Linked DNA regions of Homo sapiens: region 2 is linked to region 1. A link is a loop called in an ENCODE intact Hi-C map of the cell type or tissue named here. Cell type or tissue: HepG2. All regions are shown on one strand. Each heading gives the region's core, and the rest is flanking DNA. Links, peaks and the distances in the headings are about the cores only. Region 1 overlaps ENPP1 (ectonucleotide pyrophosphatase/phosphodiesterase 1). Region 2 overlaps ENPP1 (ectonucleotide pyrophosphatase/phosphodiesterase 1).

What was found. A loop is a pair of places that touch in the nucleus more often than their neighbours do. Peaks named below come from ENCODE experiments on the same cell type or tissue, not always from the same donor. Only the 100,000 strongest peaks of a DNase experiment are listed, where the experiment ranks them.
Region 2: a loop joins it to region 1, with 7 times the contacts of the local background. A loop is called at or near these places in 2 of 110 quality-filtered maps.

The regions. Positions count from the first base shown.
Region 1 is chr6:131,834,542-131,850,836 of GRCh38, forward strand. ENPP1 (ectonucleotide pyrophosphatase/phosphodiesterase 1) reads left to right here. Exons shown (of 25, transcript NM_006208.3): 2 at 13,235-13,307; 3 at 15,449-15,565. Among named protein-coding and RNA genes, the nearest start is that of ENPP1, 35 kb to the left of the region's middle. In HepG2, for the core only: no CTCF peak of the experiment used is centred there; DNase peaks (open chromatin) are centred at 6,801 and 9,860; H3K4me3 peaks cover 3,544 bases.
Region 2 is chr6:131,884,989-131,901,283 of GRCh38, forward strand. It overlaps ENPP1 (ectonucleotide pyrophosphatase/phosphodiesterase 1), which reads left to right. Exons shown (of 25, transcript NM_006208.3): 23 at 1-75; 24 at 1,574-1,736; 25 at 5,353-10,167. The coding sequence ends at 5,523. Among named protein-coding and RNA genes, the nearest start is that of CCN2-AS1, 8.8 kb to the right of the region's middle. RefSeq lists an enhancer at 10,237-10,381 and a cis regulatory region at 10,303-10,316. In HepG2, for the core only: no CTCF peak of the experiment used is centred there; DNase peaks (open chromatin) are centred at 9,943, 10,273 and 11,823; H3K4me3 peaks cover 672 bases.

The sequences.
Region 1 (16,295 bases), core at 5,027-13,026:
TTTTTCTGAGATGGAGTCTCACTCTGTCGCCCACGCTGGAGTGCAGTGGCGTGATCTCAGCCCATTGCAACCTCCGCCTCCTGGGTTCAAGCAGTTCTCCTGCCTTAGGCCCCTGAGTTGCTAGGATTACAGGCGTGTGCCACTACGCCCAGCTAATTTTTTTTTTGTATTTTTAGTAGAGACGGGGTTTCACCATTTTAGTAGAGACGGGGTTTCACCATGTTGGCCAGGCTGGTCTCGAACTCCTGACTTCGTGATCTGCCCTCCTTGGCCTCCCAAAGAGCTGGGATTACAGGCGTGAGCCACCGCGCCCAGCTGAGGTAATAGTCTTTAAGAGAAGAGGGTACAGGATGTAGGGTCAGGGGTTATTCAAATAAAGGTATGATTAGTTTCCAGAGAGAAGTAAATTTGTAGACATTTTACATTTATTAGGGACCATAGAAAATATTTAGTCCAACTCTTTTTGTTTATTGATAAAGGGACATAAATAATGTAACTTTCTCAAGATCACAAAGCTCCAAAAGTAATACATGTCTTAATTCAGATATGAAACCATTGAGAGTTACTGGTCTCTTTGTGATTATGGTCACGATTTCACCAAACTTATATTTTTAATTGAATATGGCTGGAATTTTAATGTGTAATTTACTTACAGTTTAAGTGGTAAAATATGAATCATTCCTGCTTTCTTAAGCCAGTCTTTTAATTTGATGTTTCATTTTAACCTTTCCTTCTAAAAAAATTATTTTGTCAATTGTCATTACCAGCTCCCATGAGTTACTGATAGGAGTTTTCTTTGAGTCTGTTCTTCAAATGCTTATTTATCAGGATAATTAATTAAAAAGAGGAATGATGTAATGATTATTTGCTTAAATATCAGGCGTACTAAAATATCTTTTTCTGGATTACTAATTTTAGTTTGGAGAAGAATCTGATAGTTTTATTTTCCCAAGATACTAGTCCAACCAAATCTATACTATGTTTATCTAAAATAATTGTTTATTTTTATTTTTATTATTTTTTTCTTCAACTTCTATTTTAAATTCAGTGGTACATGTGCAGAATGTGCAGGTTTGTTTCATAGGTGAACATGTGCCATGGTGGTTTCCCGTACAGATCATCCCATCACCCAGGTATTAAGCCCAGCATCCATTAGCTATTCTTCCTGATGCTTTCCCTCCCTGCACCCCTGACAGGCCCAGTGTGTGTTGTTCCCCCCTCATGTGTCCATGTGTTCTCATCATTTAAAGTAATTGTTTTGAGCTGCAATTTTCTATTACCAGTGACTCCTAACATTATATTAGATTTAGGGGATTGTGTTCTCTTTCATGTACATCATATCATACTTGAAAATTAAAAAAATATACTTGTGATTATCTTAATTTTTCATTTAAAGAAAGGTTAAAGGCCCAGATCCCCTAAGTGACATATGGGCACCACTTAAGGATTTCCATTTCGTGTCGTAATCGTAAAACTTCTCAACCTTCTCTGACTTTATTTCTCTTGTCTTCTGTTCTTTTAAAAGAAAGATGTGACAGAAAGCACAAAAGATCCCCAAAAAGAGTGTGTGGTTTTCTTTTTTTTTTTTGAGATGGAGTTTTGTTCTTGCTGCCCAGGCTGGAGTGCAATGGAGTGATCTCAGTTTACTGCAACCTCTGCCTCCTGGGTTCAAGCGATTCTCCTGCCTCAGCCTCCCTAGTAGCTGGGATTACAGGCACCCACTGCCATGCCTGGCTAATTTTTTGTATTTTTAGTAGAGACAGGGTTTCACCATGTTGGTCAGGCTGGTCTTGAACTCCTGACCTCAGGTGATCTGCCCGCCTCAGCCTCCCAAAGTGCTGGGATTACATGTGTGAGTCACCACACCCAGCCGAGTGTGTGTGTGTGTGTGTGTGTTTTAATGAATACTGTTCTCTTTATTCACAGTTAGCATCCACTTAGACAAAATCTTATTGTTCTCTTTATTCACAATTAGAATCCACTTAGATAAAATCTATTAAACTCAGCCTGCTACTGATTTTCCCCACTTACCAAATAATAGAAGAACTTGGCGTTTTTTTAAATGCACGAGATTCATGACACTGACACAAATTAGAAGCAAGTACTGTTTGACATGATGGCATACGTCCAGCAATTTCATTAATCATTATTGTAAAAAAATGGGTTGATGGTGGATTCTTGGAAAGTCAAACAAAATTGCTGTGATAAGTCTTTGAAGCATGTTTTTGTGGACTCCTGTCTTAACATTACTCATTTTAAAGCCAATATTCTTCCTTTTATGTTTATGGAAAGTGCGGTACTGGCATCCATAGGGCAGAGATTGTTTTTATCCATAGAAGCAGGAATCCCTTTTTAGGGAAAGTGCTTGTGACCTTAGCTTGCTTAGAGCTCATGCAGAGAGGTCCTAGACGTGCTTTAGCAGCTGGGCTTGAGCAGGTAGTGACAAGTACTACCTTATGTGTGGATCTGTGCAGAGGCAAAGGAAACCAGTAGGGTTCCCCTCTGTTATGTTGCCATTAGCCTACTGATTGCTTCTTGTCAATCTTTACAAGCAGTGGTTTGGTAATAAATGACCTTGTCCACCAAGAACAAGAGTGAGTTTTCTAGCTTATTTGGGGTTCCTGTTGTCATTGTGTGTGTGTGTGTGTGTGTGTGTGTGTGTGTGTGTGTGTAGTTTGATAAATTACTTAAAAGTTTATAAAGGCCAGACACGATGGCTCATGCCTGTAATCCCAGCACTTTGGGAGGCCAAGGCGGGCAGATCACCTGAGGTCAGGAGTTTGAGACCATCCTGGCCAACATGGTGAAACCCCGTCTCTACTAAAAATACAAAACTTAGCCGGGTGTGGTGGCGCATGCCTGTAGTCCCAGCCACTCGGGAGGCTGAAGCAGGAGAATCGTTTGAACCTGGGAGGCGGAGGTTGCAGTGAGCTCTCATCACTGTACTCCAGCCTGGGTGACAGTGTGAGACTCTGTCTCAAAAAAAAAAAAAAAAAAAAAAACCCAACCAGCCAACCAAACAAACAAACCAAAGTTTATAAAATAACTCTTCCATTACTTCTTTACTACTTCCCCTTCCTTCTATCATTGTCATTTTCAACCTATGCCAGCTGTAAGTTGATAGGTATTCCTATAATGATTTCTGTGAATCTTGAAACCTGTTAATGAGATAATAAATATTACTATTCCCATAATTGCCAAGCTGACATAATTATGAGGATGTAGGGCATTCTGCTCTAAGACAATTATCATAGTAGATGTTCCCAGGCATCACATAGGCAGGCATTAATATTTAATCTTTAGTGTCTTCTACCATGTCTCTTTTGCTCTTAAATCATTGAGTTAATTTTATTCATTTTATTTTTCATTTCTAGAAATTTTATTTTTTTACTTTCTAGATCTTTTTTAAAATAATATACTGTTTTCTGTTACTATTATCTATCTTGCCTTATTTCTTATTTTGAACAGTATTTGAATAAATGACAATTCAAGAACTCATGAAAGACACCAATCTTTAGATTCAGGTAGCTTATTGAATCTTAAGTAGAATAGATAAAATAAATATATGTTGACAACAGAATAACATTGTAGAACACAAAGTTGAAAATAAAAAAGTTTAAAGCTATTAGAGAAAATAAGACAGATTCACTTCAAAAGGATGATAGTCTGATGACTGGATTCTCAGTGGTGATGATTAAAGCATAAGGTAGTGTAATGATATCATCACTGTGCCAAAAGAAAATAATTGCCAAACTGGAATTTGCATATCCAGTAGAAATATCTTTCAAAAACAAGAATAAACCAAAGACATGTGCAGACTAACGAATACTGAGAGAGTCTGCTATCAGGAAGAATCTAAAAGATGTACTTTAGGCTGATGATTCCAGATGAAAGCTGAGAAGAAAAAATGCATAAAGAAAGTGGTAAATATTTGGTAAGTTTAAATGAACTTATAAAACAATGATGTCTAAAGGGGTTTACAAGTTAGATAGTAATATTAAAAGAAAAGTCTGAAAAGCTATAATCTAAGCATCCATATTAACAGTAAGAAAAAAAAAAACCCGAAACCCAGAACATTAAGCCTAGATATGGAAGGAAAGAAAAATAAGAGTAAGACCAGAAATTAATAAAATAACAATAAGCATACAAAAGAAAAGATAAGATTACTCCTGGTTAGCCTGATTAAGTAAAAAACAGACAAAAAAGGGTGGCAGTACAAATCATATCAAGAATGAAAAAGAACACAAATAGAGATGCTGCAGGCATTGAAAGTATAACAAAGGGTTATTATAAACAACTTTATAACCATATGTTTGAAAAGGTAGGTGAAATGAAAAATTACAAGAAAAAATACAACTTATCAAAATTACTCAAGAACAATTAGAAAATCTAAGTAATTCTCTAGCCCATGAAGAGATTGAACCACAAATTAATAAACTTCTTACACAGATTTTTCTAGGCCCAGATATGTTCTCCACTGAGTTCTTCTAAACCTCCAAGGAGAAACGAACTCTAATCTTACCATCCTTACAGCCTAGTTTATGAAGTTAGCATGGCCTTTCACTTGAAGATCTTTTTACTGTCGTTGTCCTGGAATTTTGCAGTGATGTGAATCGGTATGAGCCTTCTTCTATGATTTATTATTTTGGATACTTGATATTAGGACTCTTTGATGTGAAGTTTTGTATATGTCTTTTTGAATCCCATTGAATATACTTAATAAGATGTCTTTTTATTTCTATTTTTTTTTTCTATTCCCCTCTCCCCTTTACCATTCTGTGTTGATCTTAGACTTTTGTCTTAGGCTTACCTCCAATGACTGGTGAATCATGGTGGTTCATTTATATTTAAGGATGAGAGATTAGGTAGATTTCATGGAGCTTTGAGTATTCAGGCAGAATTTGTTTATTGAAGTTTGCTTAAGGTAAATAGGCAGAGAAGGAGCTTACTGTTATGCTGAGAACCCCTAAAATGCCAGAATGAGGAAGAGTTTACTCTGGGTCACTAATACCCACATTAGTCCTGTGGTTGTCCTGTGTACTGATTCCAAAAGTACATGGGTCCATTGGAGAAACTTTGGAAAATAAATATAAACACTAAGAAGATGACAAAATAACTTGTAAGCCCATCCATCAAGTGTAGATTTATGTATAACCAAAAATTGGGACCATATTACCCATTCTGTTTTATCATCTGTTCTTTATACCCAATAATGTGTCATTTTTCCATGTCAATTAAATATTCTTCTAAATCATGGCTGTATAACAGTTATATACAGCCATATATACAGTTATATACAGTTATATACAGTTATATACAGAAGGCTGTATAACAGTTATATAAATGGTCTATATTTCTTTAGCTATTTTCCTACTCTTGGACATTATGTGTATGTCTATTTTTTCTTATACATAGTACTGTAATGTATATATTTACATCTAAATATTTGTACATACTTTCTTAACCTTAGTATAAACTCCCAGAAGTGCAAATAATATAGATGTTTTATGGCATTTGTTTTAGGATTTTTCACAGCTACTTGTACCCAAAATGCTTGAATCAGTCTAGGGCTGCAATATATTAAAAGTGCAGATAGATATGAATCTGTAGAAATCTCTAATATATTAATACAAATTGGTGTTTACATGGATTCCCTTTTCAGTAGCATGGGCTGGAAGGCCACTGTATACCTATAACTAAAATGTCTAGTGCCATCATTTCCTGCAAAATAATTTGTTGTATTTCTTCTCAGATTCCTTGCTCCTGCATGGTCTTCAGCTACTGTTGAAAACAGATTACTGTAGAACTAAAACAAAAAAAGGAAAAATGTTAATGCACTGGTTTATGGCATTTAAGAAAATAGGAACTAGGCTGTCGTACAGTTGACAAACATTGGTAAAGTTGTACTATCCCTTTGGAAGAATCCGTAGTGGGCCCAGTCCTTTCAGTGATTGGATACTTCTAGTAGGAACTACCATTTATTCAGTAACCCTATGCCCTCGTCACCAATCTAGGCATGTTTTGTACATTCCGCCGAAGGCTCCTGCCAACTTTGTGAGGTGGGTATTATCACCACGTCATAGATTTAAAAATGAGGCTTAGTGAGGATTTGAAACATTCCCTACTTTCACAGCTGCTGGTTGTCTAGAAGTCAGAAGAATGCAAGCCGCCTGAGACCACTGCAGTTGTTTTGTGCACAGGTGTCTCTCCCGCACTAGGTCAGTGCTTGAGATGTAGTAGGATCTCAAGAAATATTTGTTCAATGCTGAATAATGAATTGAAAGGTGGAATTTGAACCAAAGTCATTTTGAACTTGAAGCTCTTTCTACCAGGCAGGTGTCAATTTCTTTAGTTTTAGTGTTTCACTGAGAGATTGTGAGATTTGTCCCTATGTGATGTGCTTGTTCAGTGCTGGATGTCCCTTTTCCTGATTTTCATGTGACTAGTTATGTAAAGGGCTTCACATCAAGTTTCACTGCAGTTTCAGAGGATCTTCTTCAGATAAATCTAGCGTAACTAAAATGATACTGAGTGCATAAGAGACCAAGCATGCATGAACAACTGCTTGAGTGGACTTAGGAACTTTTTTTAGAAGAGATTCTAACTTCTGCTTTGAGCTTTTGTAATGCTCCAAAGTTCTTCAGGAATGTGTTGTCTTTGAATCTCCCTTTGAATATCTTGTAGAAGTTTCTTGGCACTGGATTTACTCAATAGGATCGAATCCCCATCCTCCAGCAAACGAAATCCCGTGAAGACTCCCAGCACCAGGCTGGTCTGAATCCTCACAGTTCTTTTTCAGAAAGCATGCAACTTTGGTCAAAGATCAGAGGACTGATAGGCAATGTAGTCAGCTGATTCATTTCAAATGGCACTTTCATACCGTCTGACACATTGGAATACCACATCCAGCAATCTACCATTTCCTAAACAAAATTTTGTGTGTATATTTGTTGTAGGTATCTTTTATGTAATGCAGACACAATGTCACTTAACAAACTGACTCTGTCAGCTTAGATGAGGAAAATTAGGGGATTTATGGTTTCTCCCCATTTATGTTTAATTAAATCACAGCTTGCTGATGTTCAGCTTAACGATTATTTGTTGAATGTTTACTTTGTGCAAGGCACCATGCTAGATGTGGAAAACACAGGGTTGAATAAATAAATCCATGCCTCTCGGGAACTCACAGTCTAGTCAGAGACAGACAAATCTTATGGAGCATGGTAAGAGCTGCAGTAACTAGGGGTGAGGGAAGACCTAGAGAAACATGGTGCTAGCATCTCCTCGGTGAGGAGGGTCTAGCAAGTCCAAGACCTCATTTCCCACCGGACTCATAACATAGCCTTCCACAATGATCCCAAGGGATCGTTCTGGGATTATTAAATCCAGTCCTGTCACTTTCATATTTCAGCGCCTGAACACACTCCACTGACCGCCCGCAGGCTGCCTCAGGACCCATTTGTTCCCTCCCTTTTCCCTCCAGCCCCTTCCCTTCCCACTCCTACCTGCCTCCTTTACACTCTGCCTGCCTAGGTTCAAATCTTGCTGTGGATGCTTATCAACCCCCGGTCCTTGGCAAGTTACTAACCTCTGTAGCTCACCTTCCTTAAACTGTGTTAATCGTAATCTGTCTTGTGATGTTATAGTTTGGATTAAATGATTTAATATAAAACTCTTAGAAAAGTGCCCGGCACGTAGGAATTACTAGAGAAGTGACAGCCATGATTGTTGTTGTTATTTTCTCCTTCCCAGGCTGGTGTTGTCTTTCCTACCTCTGTGGCTTTGCATGAAGCACCATGGCGTATATATGGTCACCACTATGTCATTTCTTAGGTTGCTTCTAACTATGTCATATCTTTATCATCAGCCTATGGCATCATTCCAGAGTTGTTGTTGCCTTTATTAGATTTATAAACTCTGACATTAGGACTTCACTGCAAATTATTTTTTTTTTTTGTATTTCCCCACAGAATCTAAATACATTGCATCTTGCAGATACTCAAACCTTTGTTTACTGACAGAGGGAGAGGTCCCTTTTTCTCCAAATCTCTCTTTGTAAAGCCTTTTGAAACCCTTTTCTTCTTTTCTGCTCTCCACTGTGTTGTTAGTATGTTAGCATTTTTTACATGTTTCTACTGAAGTCCATTGCAATCATTCGTTCTAATGCTTCCCCCGGCCAACTTCCTTTGTTTCTCTGTAAGGGTAGGAGTTGTTTTATTTGTATCTCTGGTCTTTAGTACAGGGACTGCACATTGTGGACACTCGTATTTCAATGAATGCCTGATACAGAAAGAATAATACACATGATATTAATGCCATTGTATTTGAGGGAATTGGTGAGGGAAAAAAATTTTTTTTTTAGTATTTCTTTTGACTCACTAAATGTCTAAGAACTAATGATTTAGTTAACTAAAGAAGCAGGAAACTCCAAATATTCCAAAAACTTTGCTTTTACTTTCTGTCTCCCAGTTTCTTGTTTTCTAAGATAAGATGTATTTCTATGGTTTCTTAGAAAATATTAAAATTTGAAAAATACCTAAATTGTTATGGAGATTAAAATGGATGGTAGATTATGATATTGATGAGTTAAACTGCTTTGACAGGAAAATTCAAACTAAATTAGGTTTCACAGCTCTGAAAATTATTGAAGGGGAATTTCCTACTAAAAATCATTCTGATTAGGTGTTTTGTAACAAAGTAGTAGATATTCTAAATTTCATCTTTTATGGATGTGACTGTCAATGAGAAATGATCATTTCTATTGTCATACTTTTGTTTCAGTTCTATGCTATGCCTCATCTTATAAAAGGTAAATCAAGAACTTCTTTTTAATAATGAAGAGGTGATTTTTAAAAGTCAGCATGTGTCTTCAGCTACTTAACAAGAGGATAAAGAGCTATATATAAACCATGTGTATTTTAAACCAATGGTTACCATTTAAATGCTTGCTTACCACCTAGTCTTTCCATAGTAGTTTTCCTGTCCATCTAGTTCTTCTACTCATATACTCATATCCAATTTGTCCTGCCCCTTTCAGCCATTCCACCCATGCCTTAATTCTCTTATCCCCTTTTGTATTCTGTTTTCCCCACCTTTCCCTCTCCCAGGGCATGTCGTCTTTTTTTTTTTTTTCCCCCATTTTCCCACTTCCACTCTTAGAATTTCAGGCCATTCAAGTTTGTTATATTCCATGATTTCAGATTAAGCTGGGCTCCCAGAGCTGGAGGGTCTTTTTACTCTTCCCTCGTTGACAGTCTTTGTTGTCGCCACTGGTTTGTTGCCATCTTTCACATGGGATGCCCTAAGCCCTCTCTATTCCTTCCACACTCCCACCCAGATGCTTCTTACTTGGCCAAGAAGATTGAAGAGGTTCCTCATCAGCTGTTTCTAGCTTCCTGTTGCTATACCTTAGTTTGTTTTGTGTGTGTATGTGGTGTTTTTGTGTGTGTGTGTATATCTTCCTCTCAGCCTTCTGACATGCCTATCTCTGAGCCTAACCCTCTGAGAGTATTTTATTGTATAAGTAAAATATGACTTGTTCAACCAGCTTCCTTAAAATGAGCTTAGGTTGTTCCTAGTTTTTTTGTTCATTTGTTTTATGAATACAGTTTTGAAATAAACACCTTGGACAACTATTTTGGCCACTTGTGAGAGTACAGTTAGTACTAGCTTTGCATGATTCTCTGACATGCACAAATTTCAGTTACCACAGTTTAATTAAATAAAACCAGCTCCCAACAACATAGTTCAAATTTCATTTACCAAGATATATTAACTGTGAGTAATTGCGTAAAGTACAAACTTTGCTGCTAGCTCATCAGTCCACAAATCACTGTGCAAATAGCAAGTGCAAGTTATGGTCAGTGACCAATTGCATCATTTCTTTCAAAATCTGCCAGTGATTAGCCCATAGGCATCTTTTAGTCAGTTCATGCACAGACAGCAAAAGCATGTAGTTGTGTTGTTGCTTTGCCTCTCAGAGGTAAACCTATATGACGTTTTCAAAAAGTGGATAATTGAAAAAGTGAATGAACTGATGAAGAATGAAAGTAAAGAAAAGAAAGGAGGTAATAATGCTGGAAGTGAAATTGAAGTCAAAGTAAATGGAGTTATGGAAGAAACAGCTAACCGTGGGAATGCTAACACTGCCATGGTGCAATAGACTCCAGATATGAAGCCAGAGGAGTCTAGTGAAGCTGAATTTTTTGACATAAATGAGGAGAGTGGTTGTGAGAAAAAGAATGAAGATATCCCAGAGGGAGTGACACTGCCACAAAACTTCCTCTTGGAGACATTTCATAATGTTGAAGGTGCAAAGCTTATGTGAAAACATTGGAAACTGATCTAAACTTAGAAAGGAATATGGAATATGACAATTCTCCAAGGCACAGAAAATATTCTCACTCTGTATTGTGAGTTATGTGATAGATGAGAAGAAGGTAAGTACTGTTTGGACTATTCTAGATAAGTTTACAGATAAATACAATTTCAATTCTTCATGGTTTTTTTTTTTTTTTTTTTTTTTTTTTTTCCTTGAGACAGAGTTTCACTGTGTCGCCCAGGCTGGAGTGCAGTGGTGCGATCTTGGCTCACTGCAACCTCTGCCTCAGCCTCCCAAGTAGCTGGGATTACAGGAGCCTACCACTGCACCTGGCTAATTTTTGTATTTTTGGTAGAGACGGGGTTTCACCATCTTGGCCAGGCTGGTCTTTAACTCCTGACCTCGTGATCCACCTGCCTTGGCCTCCCAGCGTGCTGGGATTATAGGCATGAGCCACCGTGCCTGGCCAATTCTTCATGTTTTTAATGTTTTAAATTATAATACACTAAATATAGATGTTTTACTATGTTTTATTTTCTTATACATTTATAATTGACAGTAAAACAGTTTTTGTTGTTGTTTTGGCTTGTTTTTTTTTTTTTTTTTAATTTTTTTTGAGCATCTTGCTCTGTCGCCCAGGCTGGAGTGCAGTGGTGCGATCTGTGCTCACTGCAACCTCCGCCTCCCGGGTTCAAGCGATTCTCCTGTCTAAGCGCCCCCGAGCAGCAGGGATTATAGGCGTGCATCACCATGCTGGGCTAATTTTTTGTATTTTTAGTAGAGATGGGGTTTCACCATGTTGACCAGGCTGGTCTCAAACTCCTGGCCTGAAGTGATCCCCCCACCTCAGCCTCTCAAAGTGCCTGGCCGTTTGTGATGTTTTTGATAGATATTTTTAGAGATTATCTTTCCATATAGTTGTGTCAGTTTACACCACCATCAGAAGTTTAGGAGAATCCATTACTATTCTCTTCTGATACCTTGTTCTGCTTATTTGCCCTTGTTGACTTGCTCAAGCTCTTCCTCTGATACCTCCTTATTTTAAGGAATATACACACACACACAAAGAAAAACACATGTTTTTGCATCCTTAAAGAAGGCTAACCTTTTGCTTTCTTTGCAAAAACTCTTCCTTTCTTTTATCCATTTTATTTTGAAGTAAGTAAGACCTGCTGCCTCACTTTCCTTACCATTCACTTCCTCTTAAGTCTTTGCAGTCACTTGACAGTAGGCACCTCGAGAGCAGAGGTCATGTCTGTTTTATTACTGAATGTCCAGTACATAGTCCGTACTCAATACTCTTCATCTGAAGGAATGAATTCTTATAAAAGCCTCCACCAACCATCTACTTGGTCCTATTCACCCATTCCTCCTGTCTCTATTATCTCTTCACCTTAGCTTTCCGGAAATACTACACCATCTTTCCATACCTCCACCCATTGTCCATTCCCGTTTGCATTTTCTTGGTTTCAGCTAAGATAGGCTGTTCATTATTTATCTGCCACCTTCCATGTGCCTGCCTTCGTGGAACCCTTCTTTATGCTGCCCTTTCTCCTAGAAGTTTGCTGTGTTCTGTCCTCTCTTTCCTTCCTCCAGTTCCACCTGGCAACATCACGCCATCATTTCCCCCCCATTCAGAGCCATGCCAAAAGCTTGCTCTAGGAAACTCTTTCTGATCTCCCTCTCCCTAACCACCCCAACCTTTCTCCTTCTTTAAACAACTGTAGAACTTTGCAGGCGGTTTGTAGGGCCTACCAAATATGGGCCACTGATGTGCTGTTTTTAACTTCTCCTACCCAAGTAGAAACCCCTTGAGCTATCTCTTATTTTTTCCTTCAGTGTATAACAGTCTTTGCGCATCATTGGTACTCAATTAATATTTTATTGAGGTGCCCTGTAATCTGACATTCCAGGGAGCTTTCAAGGAAACTTTGTCACACTAAAAAAAATTGAGGATTGTTTTGTGGGTTATTCCGCTCCTTTGTCTTCTAACTCACAGAAGTTCTGTCATGGTTCTTAGGGGTTGTAGGGTGTGTCCACTTATTTTAAAATGTCAAAGACCAGAAGAGTGGAGAATGGGAAAGTGGCAAAGTGTTAGCACTGGAAAGATGTTTAGAGATCACGTAGTCCAACCCTTAAATTTTATAGATGAATAAACTGGTATCTAGAAAGCTTAAGTGACCTGCCTGAAATCACACAACTAGTTTGTGGTAACACTTGGTCCAGGAGGTTGTCAGCTGACCCTCTTCAGGGCTCGTTCCCACAAGGTACCACAGTACATGTGAGGATGTTAGGTTTGGGTTTGTGTAGAACTGTTAAAAGAGGCATATAATATTCCACATATTGCCTTTAATGGATTGATACATAGGAAATCCAGACTCTGTAAATAGTTTTCTCTCTCTTTCCCTTAATAATTATAATTTTTATGACTAATTCATTTATACTAACTAGGAGAGTTTCTAATTACATTAACATTGGATGGTATAGAATGGTTGGTTGACATTTGAGTAAACTTTTTATTAAAGTATAAAATACAGAAATGTATACAAATCACAAGTGTATAGTTGGAATTTTCAAAAAGTGAACACATCTACGTGACTAGCCCCAGACTGGAAAAAAGAACAGCACCAAAAAGTTTAGAAACATTTAAAGCAATAAAACATTTGGAGAAATAAAAGGATTTTAAAACTATATAAGGCCAGGCCTAGTGGCTCTTGCCTATAATCCCCCCACTTTGGGAGGCTGAGGCAGGAGGATCCCTTGATGCCAGGATTTCGAGGTTACAGTGAACTATGATCATGCCACTGTACCCTAGCCTGGGTAACAGAGTAAGACACTATCTCTAAAAATAAAAAATAAGATAAAATATTTTTTAAAAAAGAAACCATGTAATTTTCTCTTTTCTCCCTACAGGTATTGTCAGTATGTGTGTTAACAACAATACTTGGTTGTATATTTGGGTTGAAACCAAGCTGTGCCAAAGAAGGTAATTAGGTGTGTGTGTGTGTGTGTGTGTGTGTGTGTGTGTGTGTATGTGTGTGCACAGCCTTATTAAGAATGTGATTGAGGTAAACATTATCTCCTATTCCTATGGGTACTCCATAGATATTGTCAATTCAACGCTGGCTTGAGCCTTTTTCCTGAAGTTCTTGTATTATATTAGTCATATAAAGTTCTACTTACAAAACATGGCCGGGGGTTCTGATGCTGTTGTCCTGGAGCCCATGCTCCCTGACTTCCTCCAGGGACTCAGAGGACATTCTTTACTGCTCTTTTACCCTAAGGAGTTAGTTGCTGAAGCAACCCTGTAGGTTACTAGGTGACAGTTACCATCCCTGGGCAACCAGAAACCTGTCAGTATGTGCTCTTAAGGTTCTAAAATTGCAGACATTGGTTGTTTCAAAGCCACAATGATATTTTTTTAAACTTCTAGATATATTTTTCTTTCCATCAATTGCAGAAATCTATCCAGCATTGACAAGATTATAATAAATAATTAAACTGGATCACAGTAAATCGTAGTGGTTATTATCTTGTCTTTGAGGTAGTTCCCCCCCCATCCTCTCGCAATAAAATCATTGATGGTCATTCTAGAGAATTCAGCTTTGAAAATTGAACAGGTTCTTCTGTTTGGCTATTCTGTGATTGTAATATTAATTATTTAAAAAATTTTTAGTGATTATTAAGCTATCATGTACTGTTGAAAAGTAGTAATTTTATGTATCAGTAAACTATTCAGAACACATGTATCTAAGTTTAACTGAAGTAAACAGTTACAGACTTTAGTGTTTACCTATGTCATCTTTTAGCATGAAGTGATTCACTCCTGAGTTGACACATACAAATTAAAAATGAAAAATAACAATTTTAATCCAAGCCCAACATAGTATGCATCATATTTTTAAAAATTATTAGGTGCATATTAATGAGCTCCAAGTAATAGCTATTATTCCAATAGACTTCCCTGACCCCCACTCCAGGTCAGGAAAGTTCGTATTTCTGACACTAGAAATTATTATTGTTACTTCATCTTCTTAAAATTGCCTGATTTCCCAGTGTCAAATGAGAGGTAAATTCCATGGCAGTGTCTTTTTGGGTCAGAACACCATTAAAGTCAAGAACTAAGATTATTTCTTTTTTGTTGTTGTTGGATGTCCCTTATTTTCCATGTGTTCCTTTTTTTCTTTTTTTCTCATTGTCCTAATTTTCTAGCTCTCCAGTGAAACCTGGCTTATTCAAGGTATCTAGTAATGAACTTCAACAGTAAAAAACTGTCATGAAAAGTACTTTCCTCCCATGTCTACCATTTATTCATTTAGCAAAAATGTGCTAATCTCAACTATATGGCATGCACCTGGCTGGGTTTTAGGGAGACAGTATGCTGGGCAAAGCCAGATGTGGTCTTGGTTTGCCGTCTAACTGGGATATTAACCAAATAACCTAGTTACGTGTGGAATTAAGTAATTGAGGGGAAGGACAAGGTTTTATATGAGCTTAAAAAAATGGAAATCAGGCCTAGCTGGGGAGTTAGGAAAGCTTTTTAGAGGGAGCCAGTCTGGATCTAAAGGTGAAATGGGTGTTTCAGGTCAGGGAGGGAAGAGCTATGCCAGGGAGCATGTTCTGAACAAACCCACTACTTCTTTACACCAGGATTGAGAGTGAGGCAGGCTAGGTAATCTTTTCCTTTCTAAAATATTCTTAACCACTTCTAAAAAAAATTTTTCCCACATTTTGAAATTTTAGGGAACCCCATGCCTGCTTAAGCCAACTTTTTCATAGCACAAAGTATTCAGAACAAGCCTTTATTCTGACTTTTATTTTATCACACCATGGTTATTTAAGTCTTATCAGACCCAGTAACGTTTGTAATAATAATCATTAAAAAGTTATCTTTCTTTCCTACATCAGGAGATAAAAATCACAAACCAGGCACATAAGGTTACTTTCTGTTTGTATCACTTTTTGTGTGTATTTGTGAAAAGATTTTTGCCTTACTTTATTACCCCATCTGTATTTTCTAAAGTAGTATTTGAACCTAGTGTACACCTAACTTAGTTGTATTCGTTGATGTTTACTTTGAATTATATAATGATTAGAAACATCTGACTTATCGTTCAATTTTTTCAGTTAAAAGTTGCAAAGGTCGCTGTTTCGAGAGAACATTTGGGAACTGTCGCTGTGATGCTGCCTGTGTTGAGCTTGGAAACTGCTGTTTAGATTACCAGGAGACGTGCATAGAACCAGGTAAGGATGAGCAGGGAAAAAAGTGGAGTTATGGTCATTAGGAAAAGATCAAGGAAAGTTCTGTGTCTTTCAGGTATGTGATTTACCTAATTCATTTGAATTTTTTTTAGTTTAGCATACATACACGTTTTGACATTAGCTTTTATATTTTCTTTCAACAGTTCCTTAAGAGAAAAAAATTTACAGAATTTCTCTGTTAAACATTTTATGGATAGCAGAACTTTGTCTATTTTTAATGTATGCTGAAAGCCTTTGTAATCTAATTTGCATTCAAATTCTAAAAGCCTGCTTGAAATATAGAAATATTTTCATTATGGTTCTTTGACGGCAAGAGATCTTATATGTCCACCTATATTTTTCAAAATAAAACTATCAGAATATGAAAATTTTCTTAGTTAGATTTGGAATTCTCTGCATATGACATGGAATAATTTTTAAATGAGAGAGATTTATTTATTTTTCATTAGTATTTATTTTTTAAAGACAGGGACTTGTTCTGTCACCCAGGCTGGAGAGCCGTTGCTCGACCATGGCTCGTTGCAACCTTGAACTCCTGGGCTCAAGAGATCCTCCTGCCTCAGCCTCCCAAGTAGCTGGAACTACAGGCTCACACCATTATGCCCAGCTAATTTTTAAAATGTTTGTAGAGATGAGGTCTCACTACATTGCCCAGGTTGATCCCAAACTCCTGGCCTCAAGCAATCCTCTCACCTTGACCTGAGAGTCAGAC
Region 2 (16,295 bases), core at 5,296-13,295, 51 kb after region 1:
TGTCAATGTCGTCAGTGGTCCTGTGTTTGACTTTGATTATGATGGACGTTGTGATTCCTTAGAGAATCTGAGGCAGTAAGAACATATTTCATTACTCTTAAAAATAGGAATTACCATCCAGTAGAAATGGGATTACCATCCAGTTGAGTCAACAGAACCTTTTTTATCCAGTGTCGTATGTTTATGTGTATGACACTTCTGACTACACAGGAAGCCTCTTGAAATATCTGATTAATTTTGATGTTTTGCTCAATGTTCAGTAAAATATTTTTAGGTAAAAAAGTAGTGTTTCTCACCCATTCAGTTCAGTTGAATAATTTTTGCACTCAGTTTAAATGCTGAACTCATTTAAGATCTCTGTGTGGCTGATTGTTAAGATATGATCTTAATATATTGTGAGTCAGAAGATGAAGAACTCTATGGTGTGGCTACAGATATCCTGAGTCTAGGAATGAATAGGGTTATAAAGCTGCAGTGCTTGGAGTCTGGTGGCCTTGGGTGAATGTTATGGCTTTTACCCAACTGTGGCTGGAGGGGCATGATAAAAAGCAACCGTCTGAAGGAAACCATCAGTGGTGCTTTTTTAAAAAAGAGAGGGAAAGAACATCTTGGAAACTGGTTGATCTTTATTGAAACAATAATTACAGCAGTTTGGGAAGCAATTTTGCTGTTAAGTCCGTAGGAAAAAGACTGAGATTCCACTGAGATTCAGCCCCTCTCAGAACTTTCCTACTCTCCCAGGCTGACTTAGATATATGTGACTTACAAAATACATCAGAAAGCACATCAATTTGCAAAGTTACAGTTTTTTACTTTCCCTTGAGGCATAAAGCTGCCTTAGAAGCTGTAGCACTGGAGAGGATACAGAAGAGAACTGCATATGCTTCCTACCCACGGCTTCACCCAGAGCCCTCTGTTTAAATCTGTTTTATAGATTATGTTTCTACATAAGGTCATATTTGAAAACAATGATTCCACTGCCTTAAATTTTGAAAGATGTTGAAAAAACAAACACAGCCTTAAAATAGGAGAATGACTATGAGGTAAAGATGTTTGGGACATCTTTGATAATATACTTCAGTTTAAAAAATTAAGTTATTAAGGAAGAAAATCCAGTTAGAACAAACAATTCATGACAACATGTCCTCTCTGAAGGGGCTGGAATAGAAAATTCCTAACCAGTTCTTTCTCTGCCCACTATTTGTCTATAATCGCCTAGAAGTTAAGACTATCAATAATGGTTTACACTCTTGGTCATAGGTGTTCAAAAATGACATTTTCTTTTCTTTAGTGTTTCAATTTCAATGTCTTTAGGTAGAACTAAAAGAATTCTAAAAGTCAATAAACTTCTACAGAAAATAAAAATTATTTGGAGTGTGTTTATCTGCCTGTCTTCTAATTATTGCTCTCAATCTGGCAGAGTATGTTGAGGTATTGTGATTACTAGCTTCTTATATTTAATTATTTGTTTGAATTTGATTTTTATATGTATTAAAAGCATGCTCTACTGAAATATTCATCAAAAGGAAGATAGTTATTTCTTTCTTAAAATGAATATTGGCATGTTTTACAGAAAAAGAAGAGTCATCCGTAACCAAGAAATTTTGATTCCAACTCACTTCTTTATTGTGCTAACAAGCTGTAAAGATACATCTCAGACGCCTTTGCACTGTGAAAACCTAGACACCTTAGCTTTCATTTTGCCTCACAGGACTGATAACAGCGAGAGCTGTGTGGTAAGTAGCTTTTGTATATTTACTTTGCATGTTGAAAATCTAGACATATGCATATTTGTTTATGTCACCCATCTGACATTACAGTGAGAGAAAGCACAACTGAGTACACATGGACTTCGAAATTATAGGATGCTTTTAAATTTGATCTTTTAAGATGACATATCTTTGGGGAAGACTACCCTTGTCTGCTTTTACTTTTTTCTTTTTTTTTTTTTTTTTTTTAGAGATAGGGTCTTTCTATGTTGCCCAGGCTGGTCTTGAACTCCTGGCCTCTTATGATCCTCCTGTCTTGGCCTCCCAAAGTGCTGAGATTGCAGGTGTGAGCCACCCTGCCTGGCCCCTTTGTCTGGTAAAGATACTAAAAATCAGATCAGAATCAAACTTTGTATGGCTTAACCACTAAAGTCTAGGTTTATCTGAGGTATGGATTTTCTCTTTTTTTAAAACTGGATGTATAATTTCAAAGTGTCAGCACTGTTATAAATTAAAGTTGTTAGACAACATTTCAAATTTTCTGTGTATCACTTAATTATAAAAAATCTTTTCCTTTCTTATCGTATTGTCATCCCAGTGTGTTTGGGAATAATTGTTTTATATTATCTTATTTGCTCAGAATTTTAAAAATCTACATTGTAGATTGGGACATCAAGACTGCATAACATTTTAGCAATTTTTTTTTTTTTTTTGAGACAGAGTCTCACTTTGGCTCCCAGGCTGGAGTGCAGTGGCATGATCTCGGCTCACCGCAAGCTCCGCCTTCTGGGTTCACACCATTCTCCTGCCTCAGCCTCCCGAGTAGCTGGGACTACAGGCGCCCGCCACCACACCCAGCTAATTTTTTTTTTTTTTTTTGAGACAGAGTCTCACTTTGGCTTCCAGGCTGGAGTGCAGTGGCATGATCTCGGCTCACTGCAAGCTCCGCCTTCTGGGCTCACGCCATTCTCCTGCCTCAGCCTCCCGAGTAGCTGGGACTACAGGCGCCCGCCACCACACCCGGCTAATTTTTTTTTTTTTTTTTTTTTAGTAGAGATGGGGTTTCACCGTGTTAGCCAGGATGGTCTCAATCTCCTGACCTTGTGATCCACCCGCCTTGTCCTTCCAAAATGCTGGGATTACAGGCGTGAGCCACCGTGCCTGGCCTTTTTTTTTTTTTTTTTTTGGAGTCTTGCTCTGTCACCCAGGCTGGAAGGCAGTGGCGTGATCTCGGCTCCCTGCAACCTCCGCTTCCCGGGCTCAAGCGATTCTCCTGCCTCAGCCTCCCGAATAGCTGGGATTACAGGCACCTGCCACCCATGCCCAGCTAATTTTTGTATTTTTAGTGGAGATGGGGTTTCGCCGTGTTGGCCAGGCTGTTCTCTACCTCCTGACCTCAGGTGATCTGCTGGCCTTAGCCTCCCAAAGTGCGGGGGTTACAGTCATGAGCCACTGTGCCCGGCCCATTTTAGCAATTTTTAAGTTTTCTCTTATGGTGAGCCAAAATATATTTCTTTCAGAGTACTTCCTACATTTCCTTTTTTTTTTTTTTTCATTGAAGTGACACCAAGTAAGTCTAAACCTGAATCTGCAAAAAGATGTAGCTTTCATACCAGTCCCAATGAATGGGTGGTAGGTACCTGGAGTTAGGATCTTGAGACCCAGTATGAGCTCAGCAGGAAAGAGTGCTGTATCCACTCATTCATTCACTACTACTTTGATTCACCATTCATTCCTTTGATATTTATAATCAGGTGCTCTAGGTACTGAGGACACAGCAGTGAACAAAATAGTGAGCTCTTCTCTGGGCCCAAGAGTAGAATACAATGATCCGTTTGCCATCCCTGATGGTAGTAGTCTTTCTATATATCGTTAAAATTCATGAAGATATGTCTCTCCTTAATTGTTTCTATGATAAACTTTCAGAATTACTTGTTCCTATAGAACACATTTCTCATTATTTTTCCCTTTATTCTTTAGAATTAAATACAGAATAGCAAGATTTTAGTTGGTTGCCTGATGATTATCTGACTCCACTGAAAGTTGTCAGTTTTGTGGGCATTGTTGGAAACATGCAGCTATTCCCTGCTTCATTATTTCGTTTGAGAGATTATATTGTCATTGAATGTATCAATTAGAGTAGGGTTCTGCAGCAAATAACAGAAACCCCTTTGCAGTGGCTTAAGCAAGTCAGGGATTCCTCATGGAACAGCAAGTCCAGCTGCACACAGTCCTGGGATGGCGCTTTGGGTCAACTGCACCATTAGGGACCCAGAACTTTTCCCTCTTTCTGCTCCACCATTCTTAGCATGTGGCTTTGGCCCACGTGGGCTTCTTCATGCATCTTTGTAGGTAACACATTCTCATAAAAACTAGTATTTGTGTAGTACATTTGCACACATCATTACGTTTGATCCTCAAAATAACCCGATGAGGAGGATACAGATAAAGGAATCAAGACTTATATGTTAAATAACTTTCCTTAGTTTACCTGATACGATTGTCACAGAACCAGCCTCTTTTAAAAAAATTTTCAACTTTTAAGTTCAGGGGTACATGTGCAGGATGTGCAGGTTTGTTGCATAGGTAAATGTGTGCCATGGTGGTTTGCTGCACAGATCATCCCGTCACCCAGGTATTAAGCCCAGCATCCATTAGCTATTCTTTCTGATGCTCTCCCTCCTCCCACCCCCTGCCCTCCAACAGGCCCCAGTGTATTTTCTTCCCCCACACGTGTTTATGTGTTCTCATCCTTCAGCTCCCTCTTATAATTGAGAACATGAGGTTTCGATTTTCTGTTTCTGCATTAGTTTGCTAAGGATAATGGCCTCCAGCTCCATCCATGTCCCTGCACAGGACATGATCTTTTATGGCTGCATAGTATTCCATGGTATACATGTACCACATTTTCTTAATTTAGTCTATCATTGACCATATACACCATAGTATTCCATGGTGTGTATGTACCACATTTTCTTGATCCAGTCTATCATTGTTGGGCACTTAAGTTGATTCCATGTCTCTCCTATTGTGAATAGTGCTGCACTGAACATATGCGTGCGTGTATCTGTATAATAGAATGATTTATATTCCTGTGGGTATGTACCCAGTAATGGGATTGCTGGGTCCAGTGGTATTTCTGCCTCTAGGTCTTTGAGGAATTGCCACACTGTCTTCCACAGTGGTTGCACTAATTTACACTCCCACCAACAGTGTAAAAGCATTCCTTTTTCTCCACAACCTTACTAGCTAGCGTCTGTTGTTTTTTGACTTTTTAATAATAGGCATTCTGAGTGATTCTTTACATTATTCAGATATTCTTTCCCATGCCATGTAATTTCTGTTTTCCCCCTTTTTTTAACCCCACGCCATTGAAGTTTCTTAAACCTATGTAATGCAGGACCATCTGTTCCAGGTATAGTTTCTTTTCCCCAAACTTGAAGCATCTAATTAAACAAACATGCATGGTATGTATTAGAAGGAAAGCTACTCAAGAGGAGAGATGATGCCTAACAAATCATGTGGCACGTTCCACTTCAGAGCTGAAATCTCGTAAATGATTAAACTGGGGAGATGGAGCACTTATAGAAGTGAACTGAGTGTTCTCTTGGTAACTTTTCTTTTATATTTCCTATTCTCCTAGCATGGGAAGCATGACTCCTCATGGGTTGAAGAATTGTTAATGTTACACAGAGCACGGATCACAGATGTTGAGCACATCACTGGACTCAGCTTCTATCAACAAAGAAAAGAGCCAGTTTCAGACATTTTAAAGTTGAAAACACATTTGCCAACCTTTAGCCAAGAAGACTGATATGTTTTTTATCCCCAAACACCATGAATCTTTTTGAGAGAACCTTATATTTTATATAGTCCTCTAGCTACACTATTGCATTGTTCAGAAACTGTCGACCAGAGTTAGAACGGAGCCCTCGGTGATGCGGACATCTCAGGGAAACTTGCGTACTCAGCACAGCAGTGGAGAGTGTTCCTGTTGAATCTTGCACATATTTGAATGTGTAAGCATTGTATACATTGATCAAGTTCGGGGGAATAAAGACAGACCACACCTAAAACTGCCTTTCTGCTTCTCTTAAAGGAGAAGTAGCTGTGAACATTGTCTGGATACCAGATATTTGAATCTTTCTTACTATTGGTAATAAACCTTGATGGCATTGGGCAAACAGTAGACTTATAGTAGGGTTGGGGTAGCCCATGTTATGTGACTATCTTTATGAGAATTTTAAAGTGGTTCTGGATATCTTTTAACTTGGAGTTTCATTTCTTTTCATTGTAATCAAAAAAAAAATTAACAGAAGCCAAAATACTTCTGAGACCTTGTTTCAATCTTTGCTGTATATCCCCTCAAAATCCAAGTTATTAATCTTATGTGTTTTCTTTTTAATTTTTTGATTGGATTTCTTTAGATTTAATGGTTCAAATGAGTTCAACTTTGAGGGACGATCTTTGAATATACTTACCTATTATAAAATCTTACTTTGTATTTGTATTTAAAAAAGAAAAATATTCCTATCCTGCTCACTGGTAATTAACATAGGTTTAAAATGGCTTCAAATGTGGCCCTATAGACGGTTAAAATTGTACCTTATCTTGGCAAAACTTCAGAGCACCAGTCAGTGCATGCAAGGTGCCATTTTTTATTGAGATGCTTAGAATGTTTCTTTCTGTGCACAAGACTTACCCTACCAGCAGCAGAGCCATTCTCTGTTGAGTGGTTCATTTTGAAGTTCCACAGATTGAAGAGAACATGCCACCAATCACCTCACATCTTCTTGGTGGACATGATAAATGACACAATGAACTTGATTTCTTTACTACCTTGACTGTAGCTTTTTATCCCTACCTGTGAACCTTCAAAGACTGCATTAACTTTTAGGCTACATAGGTCCAATTGAGGTATAATATCAGTACACCAAAGATTTTTATATGTCCTTCGTGTGACCATTCTTCAACGGCCTAAGGGCCAGCTGCAAAGACTTTTGGAAAATACAATTTACAACTCAAAATTATTTAATAATTTAGGAAGTTGCTTTTTTTTTTTTTTTTTTTCAGTCCTGCAGTTTCCTGAAGCTCTGTATATGATATTTTTTTCAGCCTGCTTCTCTCTGTTGTTCAGATTAGGTAATTTTATTCTTCTGTCTCGAAGCTCACTGATTCTTTATTCTGTCTAATCTGTTCTGCTGTTGAGCCCATTTATTCCTGATTTTTATATTTTAGTTATTGTATGTTTTATTTCTAAAATTTCCATTCAGTTTTTCTTTATATCTTCTATTTGCTGAGAATTTCTGTCTCTTTGCTGAGACTTTCTACGTTTTCATTTGTTTCAAGTGCATTTATACTTGCTTGTTGAAGAATTTTTATGATGGCTGCTGTAAAATCCTTATCAGATAATTCCAACATCTGTCACCTCATTGTTTGCATCTACTGATGGTCTTTTTTCCATTCGGAAACATTTTCCTGTTTCTTGGTGTGTGGAATGATTTTTTATTGAAACCTGGATATTTTTAGGTATTATGTTATGAGACTATGGGTCTTATTTAAACCTTCTGCTTTAGCCAACTTTCTCAGATACCACCACAGCAGGGGAATTGGGAGCACTGCTTCATTATTACCAGGTGTGGCTAGGAGTCCAGGTTCCCCAGTCAGCCTCCCTTTATACTGAGTAACAGGGTCCCCTCATTACTACTGGGCAAGGTGAGAATTCAGTTTCCCATTAGGTCTTTATTGATTCTTCCCTGGCTGGAATGTGCAGCGGCACCTTTTGGTGCACCCTGGGAATCTCCACTAATGCTATGGGACAGAGTGACCAGGAAGAGCTTCATTACACCAGGTGGGAATGAAATTCCCAGTAGCCTACACAGCCTTCTCCGACACCACTCTGGAGTTGTATTCTTCCAGCACACAAACATACACAATTTAACTCAAAGCATCTTAGCAGAGCTTAATTAAATGGATAGATGCCTGTTCCCTTTGCTGGATACCAAGAATACAAAAGTCAGGGAGTTGGGGCACCTCTTTACAGCTTGGTGAGAGTGTAAGTCTGGACTCCCCACTCAGCATTTGCTGGTATGGGTGGGGCCATGGTGTTTTTCCATGGTGTTTGGTTGGAGTACAGCCTTTTTTACCCTTGCTTGGCTACCCTTTTCTGGTCCTTTGGCAGGAGAGAGCAGGACTCTCTTAGGGCTTTTTTTTCCCCTGCATTTATTGACATTTCCAGGTTGCTGACTTTTTCAGCTCCAAGTTGGAAATATATGAGCTGAAAAGAAAATGTAGGGAACTCATCACAGTGTTGTTACTTGGGCCCCAATGTTCCTAGCCTATTTTCTGTCTACTATTCAGAGTCTTGCTGTGTTTTAATATAATATCCAGGATTTTTATATGCATTTAGCAGAAGGATGTCTACTCTGCCTTTGTAGAAGTGTCTCACTGATTTTTACATATTTTTCCAGCACACAAACATACACAATTTAACTCAAAGCATCTTAGCAGAGCTTAATTAAATGGATAGATGTCTGTTCCCTTTGCTGGACGCCAAGAATACAAAAAAGAACAAGTGACAATTTTCTCTGTCTTAGGGAGAAGAGACAGCAGAAGTGTAAATGATCCCTAAAGAGTGATAGATGTTATCATGAAGCCACAGGAGGGGTGCCAGGCTGCACAAAAGAGACACTGGATGCTTCTTGGTAGTAGAGGCAGTGGCTTCCCAGCCTTGGGGCTAAGGCTTGTAGGGTGAATTGGAACTTTTCAGATGAGCAAGGCAAAGAAGGGACCTTCTAACATTCCTTGGATGGAACATTTTTGACATTTTCCCATTTACAGCTACTTATATTTTCTACAAGTGTCACTGTGACCAACTTATGTACACATACTTTTTCTTGCTTAGTTATAATAATCTGTTCTTAAAGAAAATGTCAGTCTCTACATTCTATGCTGACTGTTAAGGAAAGAGCACCCACATCTGCTCCTACTTAGCTTTTTTTCTGTGGTTCTTACACAGTATTCCTTTTTTTCTTTTCTTGAAAGAGACTCCTCCTTTCTTTTCTTTTCTTGAAAGAGTTTTAAACAGATAAGATGGCAAAAGTGACTGATCTCTACTCCCCCAGTTTGAATGGTAAATTTGAATGGTAAATTCCCATGAACATATATGGAAATGTCTTTATCCTACTTTCTCCAATAAAGGCTGTTCTTAGCTTTTCAAATGCAAAGTGAAACCTTTATTTATCTTGATTTCTTTTTTTTTTTTTTTTTTTTTTTTTTTTTTGAGATGCTCTGTCACCCAGGCTGGAGTGCAGTGGCAAGATCTTGGCTCACTGCAAGCTCCGCCTCCCAGGTTCACGCCATTCTCCTGGCTCAGCCTCCCGAGTAACTGGGACTACAGGCACCTGCCGTCACGCCTGGCTAATTTTTTGTATTTTTAGTAGAGAATGGAGTTTCACCGTGTTAGCCAGGATGGTCTCGATCTCCTGACCTTGTGATCTGCCCGCCTCGGCCTCCCAAAGTGCTGGGATTACAGGCTCGAGCCACTGCCTCCAGCCTATCCTGATTTCTACTGTCATGCCTCACATCAGTCCTTTTTTTTTTTTTTGAGACAGAGTCTCGCTCTGTGGCCCAGGCTAGACTGCAGTGGCATGATCTCGGCTCACTGCAACCTCCACCTCCGGGGTTCTAGCAATTCTCCTGCCTCAGCCTCCTGAGTAGCTGGGATTATAGGCGCATGCCACACCTGGCTTTTTGTATTTTAGTGGAGATGGGGTTTCACTGTGTTGCTCAGGCTGGTCTTGATCTCCTGAGCTCAGACAATCCCCCCGCCTTGGCCTCCCAAAGTGCTAGGATTATAGGCGAGAGCTGCTGTGTGCTTCTTAAGTGAGGTAAGTAACTTCCATAGAAAATTTCCATCAGTTCATTCATGAAAGAACAAAGAACCTGGCAAAACTTAAAAAAACGTTTCCAAGAATCAGATAAAAGAGGACAAACCTTAGGGAGAAGAAGGCAGCTGCTCATTTCCAGCAGGGGAAGTAGCTGCATAGAGTACAAGGACTGGTAGGCCTGTTGGCTGTTCCTGTTTAAGGAGACAAGATGGGCATGGAACAGGGACCACCCCCTCCTCTGGGAGAAGCTGTTACCCCCTTCACTTTTCCTCCTCTGTCATTACCCACAATCACTCTCCTTCTTTGCGCTATGGTAGGTGTTTACCCATCATAGGAATGGGCATTTGAACTTTGAAACTGAATGTGGTGATTACACTTCATGCTGAAGCTTTTCACATGAGTGCTTTCATAAGCATTAAGTAAAATTTTATAATGACTGCAGTCCAAGGACATTTTCCCTGGTTTTTGGCCAGTCTAAATATTGTAAGAGAGAGAGAAGAAAAGTGTACGGAATATAATTGTCTCTAAGCTAAGAAATGTGGATGTTCAAATAAAACATACGTACAGAACTCTGGCTGCTTTCCTTTGTGGCTTTGTGTGTGGAGGATGGGTAGGATCATGGGCGATGGTGCTTCTCTGCAGACATGAAACTGAGTCCGAGGGTTGTTGACAGTTAACCACAGCTGTAATGCTGAAAGGCAAAAGAATCCAAAGTTCATTTCAGGTTCATAGAGTAAACACTTCTGATCTGTGACCTATATCCTTGTTCTTGGTATTTTAATTATATTTAGTCATACTTCCAGGTAAAAACAAATGACAGGCATATATATTCTTTAGTATTTAGAATGGTCTGGAACCAGACTTGGAACTTCTATAGATTCTTTTAATGTGAAATTTTTGTATTTATCCTCTCCATTATAGTGATTGAACAAAAAAATGTTTACTAGAAATCATATTCATACCAGAAAACAGATATGTGAAATACATTTTAATCTACTAGAAATGGAAGAATCCTTGGAAGAGGCATTATACTCATGGGATGTCAAAAGGAAGGAATATAAAAGAAGCCTCTTTCATCCTACTCAATGCTGTTGTTTTAAATTTAACTTTTTACTTGCCTGTAACTTCTCGATTCAAGGGATAGTTTTAGGATTTTAATTAAAATGACATTTTAAATGATATATCAGAAATTCAGAACTCAGAATGGAATATACTTTGGCTTTCACATAGTAGAGATACAAAATAATTGAAGAAATATATAGGAAATAAATTTTTTACAGTGTCTCATACAGTGTCTCATAATTTTGCCCCACAATGTTTAGATATTTTTCACTGTTAAAAAATGTATGCATTTACTTAGATGGCATTATGCTGGCTGTGACATAAAGGAAATAAAACAGGGATCTCTGAACCGAAAGTTTATAACTTAACTAAAAATTCTAAAGGATTTTAAATTAGACTGAAATTTTCTCAGTCCAATGAATGGATCTTGTTCAAATTTTTATAGTTTAAAAAATCACTGGCTGGGCACGGTGGCTCACGCCTGTAATCCCAGCACTTTGGGAGGCCAAGGCGGGTGGATCACGAGGTCAGGAGATCAAGACCATCCTGGCTAATATGGTGAAACCCCATCTCTACTAAACACACACACACACACACACACACACACACACACACACACACACACACAAAATTAGCCAGGCGTGGTGGCAGGTGCCTGTAGTCCCAGCTGCTCGGGAGGCTGAGGCAGGAGAATGGCATGAACCCGGGAGGCGGAGCTTGCACTGAGCCGAGATGGCGCCACTGCACTCCAGCCTGGGTGACAGAGCAAGACTCCATCGCAAAAAAAAAAAAAAAAAAAAAAAAAAAAAAAAATTCTTATGACACCTACAATTTTGGATTCTCTGTTATATTCTATATCTTGACACAATGTTACTGTCTGGAGAGTTAACCACTTGTACTAAGGTCCAAACAGAAACAAGATGGTAAATCTATGGGTCTTTTGTCTGTGTACTTGTTCATAAGCTATCTCTACAGGTTTACTCAACAGCACACTTTAAGATATTGGCACTGGAATAGATTTTCCCAGCTCAGGGTTGACAGTAGATTTCAAAGCTGAGCTTACTCTGTGTCAGGCATTAGGGGTAAGTTGGAGAACAGGGCAGGTGGAATGCCTGCCCCCTTGGTGCTCTCTTGTCAATGTTTTACCTTTATTTCAAGGTCCAGCCCAAAGCCATATCCTTAGGATCCATTGTTTATGTGGTCAGACTTTCCCAACATTGGTGGTAACAGACAGTACATGCCCTCAGTCTAGTTCTTGTTATGTATTATGGTTGCAATACAACTACAGATGTGTAATGCAGTTGATTATTCCATAACCCATACACAGTGTTGGTAGATGGCACCGTGGCCTATTAAGAAATTTTACCCAGGACCCAGACTCCAAATCCAAATACACAACTTGCTAAAAGCAGTCTTTGCAAGCTTAACACGAAATAAAATAATTTCAAAGTGGTGTGGTTATAGGTATAAGAGGATTGTTAGCTTCCACTTGGGGTTTCCAGGGACCTGGCGGGATCTTATCCTACAGAGAACACCAACCTCTTAAGGAAACTGGGAAGCCCAGAGAAGCTGCGCCACCTAAACATTTCCCAGCCTGTGATCCTGTAAGAAAAGAAAAATAGCTCAGGGCAGCCTGAGCTGTGTGAGGCATGTAGAATTTATTAGGCCCAGAGAGATGTGAGTGTGAGACTTTATTCTTACCACCCACCTCCCGCCATGCCTAGGGGCAGTTGTTTAAAGTCATTTCATTCCTTATTAGCTGCCTCACTCATTATCCTCACATGCCTGGAGTTTGTGATGCAAAGAACAATGTATAGCAAGTTATGTTGTAACAATGTATAGCAAGCTTATGTTACGTTGATGTAACTTCTTGGTAAACAATTTAGGAACTGCCTCTTTTTTCCTTTAAAAACTCACTTGTAACTGCTGCTAATTGGAGCACACATTCAGGGCAAACTTGAATCCATCCCTCTGGGTTACAATTCTCAAAACTGGCCCAAATAAACTCTGCTTATATTAAGTTTCCTTCAGTTTTTTCTTTTAGGTTAACATCAGTTACATTTGCTTAGACTGTATACTTTGAGCATATTCCTGAAAACTGTAACCCTGATGAGATTTATGTGTCCCAAGTGTGCTGTTTCACAAGTGTAATCACCTGATGGGTTCTTCCTGCCCACTGACTAGACAAAACCAATTCACTGAGATTGTGACATTGTAGTAAAGAAAGCATTTAGTTAATGTTAATCTAGCTACATGGCTCAGAGGTTAGGGTTTTTCAAGGATAGCTTAGTAGGCATGGGACTGGGGAATGGGTACTGCTGATTGGTTGGGGAGGCAATTATAGGGGTGTGAAAACAGTCCTCATGCATTGAGTCCACCTCTGAGTGGGAGACCACAGGATTGGTTAAGTCATGAGTCATGGGTCCAGGTGAAGTCAATTGCCAGAATGCAAAAATCAGAAAAATGTATCAAAATATCAATCTTAGGTTCTACAATAGTGACATTATCTATAGAGACAATTGAGGAAGTCACAAATTTGCTTCACTGGATTGAGTGAAGACAGCCAGCCTGTGAGGCTAGAAGCAAGACAGAGTCAGCCACGTTAGATTTCTCTCACTGTCATAATCTTTGCAAAGGCAGTTTCACAGGGTGAGAGCTCAATACTGTGGGATTGTTTTTTTCAGTGACTGTAACTCTCATTCGGCATTTTAGCATCTGTATTAGTCCATTCTCACACTGCTATAAAGATATACCTGAGACTGGGTAATTTATAAAGAAAAGAGGTTGTTTAATTGGCCCACAGTTCTGCAGGCTGCACAGGCTTCTGCTTCTTGAGAGACCTCAGAAAACTTACAATCATGGCAGAAGGTGAAGGGGAAGGAAGCACGTATTCACATGGCCAGCAGGAGAGAGCAAGAGCATAAGGGGATGGGCTACATACTTTCAAACCAGATCTCATAAGAACTCACTTATTATCATGAGAACAAGGGGAAGTCTACCCCCATGATCCAGTCACCTCCCCTCCGGCCCCTCCTCTAACAGTGAGAATTGCAATTTGACATGAGAGTTGGGTAGGGACACAGACCCACACCAAGTTGGCATATATTTCTTACAAAGATAGTTTCCTTTTCATATGTTTATCGTCATTGTGTTTGTCTGTTTGCATTGCCATACAGGAATACCCACAACTTGGTAATCTAAAAAGAAAAGAGGTTTATTTGCTTCACAGTTCTGCAGGCTATGTAAGCATGGCACCAGCATCTGCTTGGCTTCTTGTGAGGCCCCAGAAAGCTTCCAATCATGGCAGAAGGCAAAGGGTGAGCCAGCATGTCACATGGAAAGAGAAGGAGCAAGAGAGAGAGGGAGGAGGTGTCAGGCTCTTTTAAACACTAGGTCTTGTGTGAACTCTTAAGGTGAGAATTCATTAGCACAAGGACAGAGCCATTCATGAGGGATCCACCCCCATGACCAAAACACCTCCCACCAGGCCCAACTCTGGCATCGAATATCACATTTCAACATGAGATTTGGAGGGGAAAAAACCATCCAAACCATATCAGTCATGTCTCCAAAACCATCTGTTATTTCTAGCATAATGTCTGGCACATCGGAGTTGCTCAGTAAAAAATGTCCAGATGAATGAAAACCAAAGGTACAGTCATACCAAACATCCACTTAAGACAGCTAAGGAATAACAAGTTACAGAAATACAGCCAGAGGACAATTTCACAGTAATTATTCTTTGCCTCCGTAGTTTTCAAGTGCTAGAAGATACTTTCAATGGGAAATTTTTTGAAAGAGTTTATTTATAGATCTCTTCCCAGTGCACAAAGCAGAATTTTTAAAAATAATAATAAAAGAATAAGAATACTTTTCAAGAGCCATTCACAATTGTTTCAGTTAATCTGTCCTGTGGAAAGTCTGCTGCCTGGTGAACTGAAGGGAAAGCGTGAACTTTTCAGTTTTGACATCTCAAATGAAAACCTCTCTACAAAGCACATAGTGTTTCTCCAGTGACAAGCTATCATAAACATTCACTGGCAAAGGTGGAGACACAGGGTAGTGCCTCTTGGTTCTCACATCCCTCAACTCCAGGTAACACCTTCTGCTATGAGGAAAAGCACATCAGTGCTACTGGTGTTACTACCCCAGTAGCAAACACACTGGGGCATCTGGAACAAATAGATTTTGGGCAACTTTCACACACTTTACCAAAGAGGAGAGACATTTTCTCACCCTCCCTCCTATCTTTGAAATTCAGGGCAATGGAGTTTAGCATTGGCTAAGTTAGTAGTGAAGTGAATTAGAGGTAAACAAAATTATCCCATCCATCAGGTGTCTGATGGATAGTTGACAGTGAAACTGAAATATGGAACATAAATTTTCATAGACCCAATGAATCAGCAATATTGTGATAACCAAGACATCTCTGAAATAGATCAAATACAAATATAAAAATAATCATAGCTATCATTTACTGGGTTTTGTTCCAGACATTGTGCTAAATGATTTACATTATCCAAGCAAGAATTTGAACCCAGGACTTGGCAAAGTTCATATATTTAAACAATACTGTATATTGTCTCCTCTGAAAGCACATTGAAAATGTTCCTGTTCTTTCATTAAGTTCTATTCCATCAGTAGTTGCATTCTAAACCAGTTATTCTGGCTTGAATTCTGCTGCACTGCACAAGACATTTGTTTTGTATCATCTTCCTTTCCACTTTCAAGCATTTGAGTTCACACCTGTTGACATTCTTTCTAGTCCCTCATAGAGGAAGTGTAACTCTTTTTCTTTCAGACCTGATGCCTCACTTCCTACAAGGCTTTGTTTCTCAAATCACACACACACACAGCCCCCCCCCACAAACACACCTGTAATTCCCACCTCTGTACTGCTTCCATCTCTCTTCTTGAATATGCTCTTGTCCTTCCATTTTTCTATTGTCTTTACCCCATTCCTTTTGTTGCCTCTGGCTCTCTTAGGCTTCTCTTTACTGTGGGACAGGACTAATAGTACTTGGTTTATATTTTCTGTCTTTATTTCCTTACTAAGCTGTCCCTTTTTTATATGTCAGTTTCTTACTGCCTCCTAACACCTCCCCACCTCCCATAACCTCCCTTTTAAAAACAATAGAGATTTTCTAATGGCAGATTTTATTTTTATTTTGAAAATTAAAAAAAAATACTGTGAAGTATAAGGAAGAAATTAACAAGCATCCATGCAACCCATGACAGTTAACGTTCTGCCTTCTTTGTTAGCTTCTTGATTATTGCATTAATCTCTTTTAAAAATATTTTTCATCACTGTGATTATCTCAAACATTCCTATATGTCCCCTTGCTTTCATTTTTTATCAATGCTTATTATATTACCTGCTATTTCTAGTTTATTATTTCTATATTTTTATTTTTTGGGACCTGCTATTCCCTGTTTTAAAATCTCTTTCTATTGTTTTATTGTTTCTTCTTTGAGCTTCTTTTTATTTATTGGATTTGTATTCCTTCCTATCAACCTGTTATATAACATGAAACATTTTTTCAGTGTTTATTCTCAATTTTATCACCTGTATTTTCTTCTAAGTGGAGCAGGTGGAATGAGCCTTTCCTTTCTACCTTCCTCTCTCCCTCTATTT